Linked DNA regions of Homo sapiens: region 1 is linked to region 2. The links are chromatin contacts, found by Hi-C or POLR2A ChIA-PET in ENCODE. All regions are on one chromosome and are shown on one strand. The core of a region is the stretch at or near the end of the contact, and the rest is flanking DNA. Distances in the headings are between cores, read along the strand shown. Region 1 overlaps NAV1 (neuron navigator 1). Region 2 overlaps NAV1 (neuron navigator 1).

Region 1 (3,650 bases), core at 551-3,050, 110 kb before region 2:
CTGAGGTCAGGAGTTCTAGACCAGCCTGGCCAACATGGTGAAACCCCATCTCTACTAAAAATACAAAAATTAGCCGGTGTGGTGGCACGCACCTGTAGTCCCAGCTACTTCAGAGGCTGAGGCAGAAGAATCGCTTGACCTGGGAGACAGAGGTTGCAGTGAGCTGAGATCATGCCAAGGCACTCCAGCCTGGGAGACAGTGAGACTCTGTCTCAAAAAAAAAAAAAAAAGAGCCATAAAAAGTCAGGGAATCATTGTTTTGGCTACCAGTGTGGAACAGGAATAATATAAACCAAAGCCTATGAGAGGAAGTGGCTCTAGGTCCACAGTAAACAGAAAAACCAGCTCCGGGGCTCTTGGTTCCTTTCCTATAAAGGGAGGCAGAAGCCAGAGGCCCTAGACGCTCCCCCTAAACCAGTCAGCATTATGCAAAAGGCTTGATTGAAGCCTCCCCTTTCCCACTAGAAGCAGAAAACCAATAGCGCCTGCCTAGGGTCAAGCTGTCCGGCTTAACGGAGGGACTGGGGGCTGGCTGCTCTGAGTCAGTGGCACCAGGAGGCTGGAGCTGCTACTTCTCTCCTACTCCTGTGAGTGAGTCATTTGGGGTGTGGCCCTCTCAGCAACTAAGCACTTTCTGGTGTCTTTGGCATGAGGCTGGTGGGTGACTTGGTGCTGAGAGATGTTCCAACAATTTCCTTGGATGGGGGAAGGCAGATGTCCAAGATTTCATCCGCTGGGTCCTAAACTGATAAGCCAAGCTCTGCCAGATCCCTGCTTCACTTGGGCTCCTGCTGGGGGCTTGGGGCTATGAGGGATGGCAGTAAGGGACAGATGTAAGGGGGTCCTGGAGCCCCCACCATCCACCTTTTTCCAGGACTTCCTTGGTCACCTCCCTTTCAGTAGTCAGGGTTCTGCTGGCCTGAGCAGAGGTAATCCCCAGAGAGTTTTGATTTATCTTACCATTTAAAATACTCGAGATGTCTGGGAGTAAAGGGCTGAGTGTCCAAGATGCGGGCATGGGCTGGGGATAGGGGGAGGAGTAGTACAAGGAAGGAGAAGGAGAAGGGTCATCTAAGCAGGAAGAACTACAGCCAACGGCTGAAAGCTACTTAAGACTAAGTGCAGTTCCACATCAGAGTTGCTGCAATCCCACAATGCACCGGGGTGACTGAAAGGTAGTGAGTTGGCCGGGCGCGGTGGCTCACGCCTGTAATCCCAGCACTTTGGGAGGCCAAGGCGTGTGGATCACTTGAGGCCAGGAGTTTGAGACTGGCCTGGCCAACATGGTGAAACCCCATCTCTACTAAAAATACAAAAATTAGCTGGGCGTGATGGCACACAGCTGTAATCCCAGCTACTCGGGAGGCTGAGGCAGTGGGCGACAGAATGAGACTCGGTCTTTAAAAATAATAACAAAATATTTTTAAAAAGCCTATGTTAAAAATAAAAAAAGAAAGGTAATGAGTTCTTTGTCATTGGTGGTATGTAAATATGTCCATGGGTGTGGTCCCATCCTCAGAATCCCAAATGGCCACACCCTGGGCTAAAGAAAGTCCTTTTCCACTGCCCCTGTGTCCCAACTTTGCTCTTAATTTTCCAGCCCCAGGAGTTGGAGAGGAATCTACTTCCAGTCTAACTGGGGAGGCTTCCTAGCCCTCACACAGCCTTCCTGCCCCACACCCCCCATGATTTCCCAATCTGGCTGTCTGTTCTGCCTCCCGCTGTCCCCAGAGCTTAGCCCAGCCCTCTGCCCCACTTGGAGCTGACAGCATGAGCTCATCTGGGCAGTCCAAGGAGCCAGCAAGGGAAATTCTGAGTCACAGCAGAGCCTGTGGCCAGGACTTTGCTCCAGAGAGAGGTGCCGTGGGAAGGCTGAGTGCCCCATGCAGCTGGAGGCTATGAGGTCTCTGCAGGGAGTGGGCTAGGGGGACACACCTAACAGGGCATGGAGCTGGGTGACACTGTGTGGGCCCTGTTGAGCACTCAAGCCTCCCTCAGTGGCTCGTAGAAGAGGCCAGGGGGCACCTAACTGACACAAGAGTGAAAAGACCCAGGTGTTGAGAAGGGAATTGATTCTAGACCCCTAGTTTAATGGAGACTTAGGAACAGGAAGAGAGCATTTAGTAAACCTTCTCTTGACAGATTGAGGAGACAGAGGTCTAATGAAGGAGACTGACTATCAAAGATCACACATTGAGCTGTGTAATGGCTTCCACTTCCTGGCTCCTAAGCTAGTGATTTTCAAGCTGATTTGCTGAAATGAAATGAAATGTTCAGGCACAAGCAGACAGAAGACAAAGCCAAGCTTCTCTTGTTGAGATAAATGGATTTCCTCCTCCTTCTGCAGTGGCTCCACGCATCAGGCCACCTGGCTGACCTGGCAGAGGTGTGGAGGGACCCGGGGGCCCTGCCCTCCAGAATGGGGTGGAGAGCCAGGAAGGCAGAGGGCATGACCCTCTCTGCAGCTCGAGCTTACCTGTGAGTCACCTGGGACCCTCGCAGGCTGGACATGGTCTCTTCCAGGTTCTGCCGGAGATCCAGGACATTCTGCACTGTCCTCTTTCTCTGGGACTCTGGGTCTGGTAGGGAGAGAAGGAAGAGCTGGGTGAGTGAAGAGAACTTAATGCTGGGATCCTGGGGGTCAGGAAGTGGAGATTGACAGTGTCCCCAGGAGGCTAGTCCCTGGGCCATGATAGTCACCTTCCTCCTCCCTTTCCCAAAGACAACCAACAGAATGGGCCCTCTCAAAGGCCCTGGACATGTGCCATTGAGCCCTCTGAACCCCAGATCCTGGCAGGGGGTACAGGCATGGCTTTCTGTGTCTGTGCACTCCTTTCAGAGCCCCCAAGGAACTGCCTCTACCTCTGGCTTTGTTTTGGGGAGGCCCTGCTTCTCATAGCAGAGGTCCTGGGCAAGATTTCTCGTGGTTGAGATGAGCTGGAACATCTGCCTGAAACCCCCTATCCAGGGTTGTGCTGGTAAATGTTTAACAACTGGCTTTCGGAGGAAGGGGACACCGATGTGTGGTGTTTGCCAATTTCCCTGGTATAAAGCCTCCTATCATGGCCACTTTCAATCTACCAATCTGATGTCACTGACCACAGAGTTAGGAAGAGGGGCTAACAATTGGCTCTGGGGAACTGGTACAAGCTGGCTTCAGTACACCTAAACCCAGGCACTGACTGGTAATATCTGGGGTTGCTCTATGGGGTCCCAGGAAGTTAGTTCAGATATAGTCTCCTAAAGGTGAGGTGGCTGGTGGGAGGTGGAAGGGATGAGCAGTCATTTTCTGGAGCTTGAAGTGAGCTCTGGGCAGTCCCCACACAAGTGGTGCAATCCTGAGTGAGAAGGATGCATGGGTGTGGCCCAATCCTCAGAATCCCAAATCACCAAGAGCCATTGTATTCAACCCTGGTGTCCAGATATTAGCCTGGACGGATGAGAATCTACAACAGCAAACAGGGTGAAAATAACGTCCAAATGACTGAGAGGTGCTTGAGCATGAAGGAACTCAAAGAATGTTCTTCCTTCCTTCAGTTCATCCAATGAATCTTTATCAAGCACTTACTTCACATCAGGCACCACCCTGGGCCCTAAGGACAGTATAATGAAGAGAAGCTGGCCCTGCCCCATGGCTTATCTTTCATTTT
Region 2 (3,419 bases), core at 493-2,992:
TATTTCTCTCTCTCTCTCTTTCTTTCTTTCTTTCTTTCTCTTTCTTTCCTTTCTCTTTCTTTCTTCTTCTTTTTTTTTTTTTTCTGACAGAGTCTTGCTCTTCACCCAGGCTGGAGTGCAGTGGCACGATCTCGGCTCACTGCAACCTCCGCCTCCCAGGTTCAAGCGATTCTACCACCTCAGCCTCCCGAGTAGCTGGGATTATAGGTGCGTGCTAGCATGCCCGGCTAATTTTTGTATTTTTAGTAGAGATGGGGTTTCACCATGTTGGCTAGGCTTGTCTCGAACTCCTGACTTCAAATGATCTACTATCCACCTCGGCCTCCCAAAGTGTTAGGATTACAGGCGTGAGCCGTTGTACACCCGGCCCATGAGCTTCAGTTTTCTTATCTATAAAATAGGAATAGTAGCCAGGCACGGTGGCTCACACCTGTAATCCCAGCACTTTAGGAGGCCAATGCAGGAGGATGACTTGAGTCCAGGAATTCGAGACCAGCCTGGGCAACATAACAAGATCACCACCTCTACAAAAAAATTAAAAATTAGCTAGGCGTGGTGCCACATGCCTTTAGTCACAGCTACTCGGGAGGCTGAGGTGAGAGGATCCTTGAGCCTGGGAAGTCAGGGCTGCAGTGAGCAGTGATCGTGCCACTGCACTCCAGCCTGGTGACAAAGCGAGACCCTATCTCAAAATAAATAAACAAAATGAGAATAGCAGCATGTATCTTACAGGGTTGTTTCAAGGAAAAATGAGATGAAGTGATGAGCTCAGGCACAGAGTGGGAGCTCAGGAAGTGCTCAATCACACGGTTATTTTTGTTGGCCTTCTGTGACCAACCATTTGTTTTTATCTTAATCACCATTATTATGACTAGAATTGAAAGGCTATGCGATGAAATGGAAAGAACCTTGTTCCCGATGCCCAAAGACCTGGCTTCCATCCAGAGTAATGCACCTACTCTCTATGAGCCATGGGCAAATGATTAACCTAAGTCTCAGTTGCTCATCTGTAAAATGGGGATAACAATCTCTCCCTCACTGACCCGGTAGATGTCCTAAATGCTGAATACTCCCATCCCAACTCCCTGCCTGGCCTACTGTCTGGAGTGGGGCTACTTTCCACCTTCAAGGAAGGGAAGGGTTCAGTGATACCTGGATGCCCTTCCAAGCACCCCAATTCTACGTGACCATGTAGAAGACAGTGAAAGAAAATGCAGGCATGTGGAAGACAAAGCAAAGGGACATCCTCCAGGCTAATTTTCAGGCAAATTAATTTTGCCAAAGTCATGACTTCTGTTACCAGAAGCAAAGGGCAGTAGGGTGTCCTGACCCTAGTTACAGATGAAAACGTACAACAACCATTCCTGTAAATTTTACAGTGATGCAGCAATTCCATGTTGAGACTATATGAGGTCCTTTCAGAACATGAGAGTCACCAAGTCATAGAAGAGATACTTAAGGTGGCAGGATTGACTTGAGTTACTGCAGGCAGGTGGAGCTTTGGCAAAATACTGGATGCCTCCCAGGAAACCGTAAAATCTTTTGGGACCCATGAAGTTCAGAGAATTATTTTTGATGTCTAGCCTAAACCTTTCCTGCTGTAATTTTCAGTCCAGTCTCCCTGGTTCTGTACTCAGAGAGCAATTTAACTCACTGAGAAGATAACTGTCTCACCAGCTTCTAGGTTCACGCCAGGACTGGGGCGGCAGGCAGGAGAGCAGTGACTCACACCGACACTGTTTAATTCAGCTGTCTCACTGTCTACACTCCTTCCCGAGCTCTCGCCCCCAGTACTCTAAATCCCTCTGTGGTTTTGAAGCTGACTTTTCCAATAATACCAACAGCATCAGAGGAATGCTGCTACCATTTCTGCTTGGCCTGAGCCAGGCTTGTCAGGATGGGGAGGCTGGGTGAGGGGGCTGAGGGGGACTGGTGAAAGTCAGCAGGAGTGTGAGTAGGAGCTGAGGGGTAGCTGGTTTCCAGCCCTGTCCCCCTGGAGCATGCCCCAGCCAAGAGCAGCTCTCAAGGGGTGCAGAAGGCCTGGCTCTGTGGCCCAAGGCTGAAGAACTCTGGATGAGCTCATGGTAAAAAAAAAACCAAAAAAAAAAAAAACCAAAAAAAAAAAACATAGCTTAAGTCTAGGTGCAGTGGCTCAAGCCTGTAAACCCAGCACTTTGGGAGGCTGAGATGGTCAGGAGTTTGAGGCCAGCCTGGCCAACACGGTGGAACCCTGTCTCTACTAAAAACACAAAACAAATTAGCCAGCCTGGTGGCACACACCTGTAATCTCAGCTACTCAGGAGGGTGAGGTATGAGAATTGTTGAACTTGGGAGGCAGAGGTTCCAGTGAGCCGAGACCGCGCCACTGTACTCCCGCCTGGGTGACAGAACGAGACTCCATCTCAAAAAAGAAAAAACAAAAACAAAAACAAAAAAACTTAGAGAAGAACCGAATTGCAACTTTAAGAACAAGGAGTTTTTTAGGCCCAGTGGGGTCCAATTCTTTTTCTCCTGCCCTGGGAAGAAACATAAAGAAAAGAGCTTGAAACTGCAGCAGCAAGAAAGACTTAGGAAAGACTTTAGGAGGTGGCCTTGACAGTGATTTGGTGGAGAAAGAAGTCCTCTGATGCTGGTGGCATGTTCTAATTGGATTGGTGTTTTTTTTCATTTTAGACCCTTAAAAGGTGGACTTTTGAAAAACCATTCTCTCTGGTGGGTCAGTGGAAGGGTGGGTATGGGAAATATACCTGCGGAACCCATCCTGAGGTGCTCCAGAGAGGGGGCAGCTGATAACCTGAGCTGGCTGGAACTCAGAGGTTTCCAAAGGGCCTGTGGATCCCCTCCTCGACACCACCACTGAGGCTGCCATGAGGGAGTAGAAAGGGATGCTGGGCTAGGGGACTCTCCTGCTTTATCTAGCTTCAAGTTCAACTCTTTTAAATATTGGCCCTTCTCTTAGTCTGTTCTAGCTGCTTTAACAAAATTTTGCAGACTGGGTGGCTTTTAACAATAGAAATATACTTCTCACAAAGTTCCACAGGGTGGAAGCCCAAATTCAAGGTGCCAGGAGATGCAGTGTCTGGTGAGCACCTGCTTTCTGGTTCATATATGGCACCTTCCTGCCCTGTCCTCACACGTTGGAAAGAGTGAAGAGTCTCTCTAAGGTCTCTTTTATAAGGGCCCTAATCCCATTCACAAAGAAGGCTCTGCCCTCATGACCAAATCACCCCTAAAGGTCCCACTGTCTAATACCATCACCCTGGAGGTTAGAATATTTTTTTTAGACAAGGTCTCACTCCCTCACCGAGGCTGGGGTACAGTGGTGTGATCACAGCTCACTGCAGCCTCAACCTCCCAGGCTCAAGCGATCCTCCCACCTTAGTCTCCCAAGTAACTGGGACTACAGGTGCATGCCACCA

What was found. A loop is a pair of places that touch in the nucleus more often than their neighbours do. ChIA-PET counts read pairs that join two places held with the same protein, here RNA polymerase II (POLR2A). Pooled maps may share reads with other maps.
Region 1: POLR2A ChIA-PET joins it to region 2 with 16 read pairs in AG04449. The contact joins two enhancer-like sites. A Hi-C loop is called at or near these places in 1 of 50 pooled maps. POLR2A ChIA-PET finds 5 or more read pairs at or near these places in 4 of 52 experiments (AG04449, GM10248, WTC11 and 1 more).

Annotation. Positions count from the first base shown.
Region 1 is chr1:201,711,746-201,715,395 of GRCh38, reverse strand. It overlaps NAV1 (neuron navigator 1), which reads right to left. Exons shown (of 34, transcript NM_001389617.1): 6 at 2,477-2,579. The region is part of intron 2 of IPO9-AS1 (IPO9 antisense RNA 1); the gene reads left to right. Among named protein-coding and RNA genes, the nearest start is that of MIR5191, 5.9 kb to the left of the region's middle. RefSeq lists enhancers at 1,641-1,935, 1,779-2,467. Within about 2 kb of position 1,800, at least 35 of the 41 ENCODE cell types and tissues checked have a DNase peak (open chromatin) inside an H3K27ac peak, as active enhancers do.
Region 2 is chr1:201,601,345-201,604,763 of GRCh38, reverse strand. The region is part of intron 2 of NAV1 (neuron navigator 1); the gene reads right to left. All of the region lies in intron 1 of LOC124904482 (a long non-coding RNA gene), which reads left to right. Among named protein-coding and RNA genes, the nearest start is that of NAV1, 64 kb to the right of the region's middle. Within about 2 kb of position 1,742, at least 3 of the 41 ENCODE cell types and tissues checked have a DNase peak (open chromatin) inside an H3K27ac peak, as active enhancers do.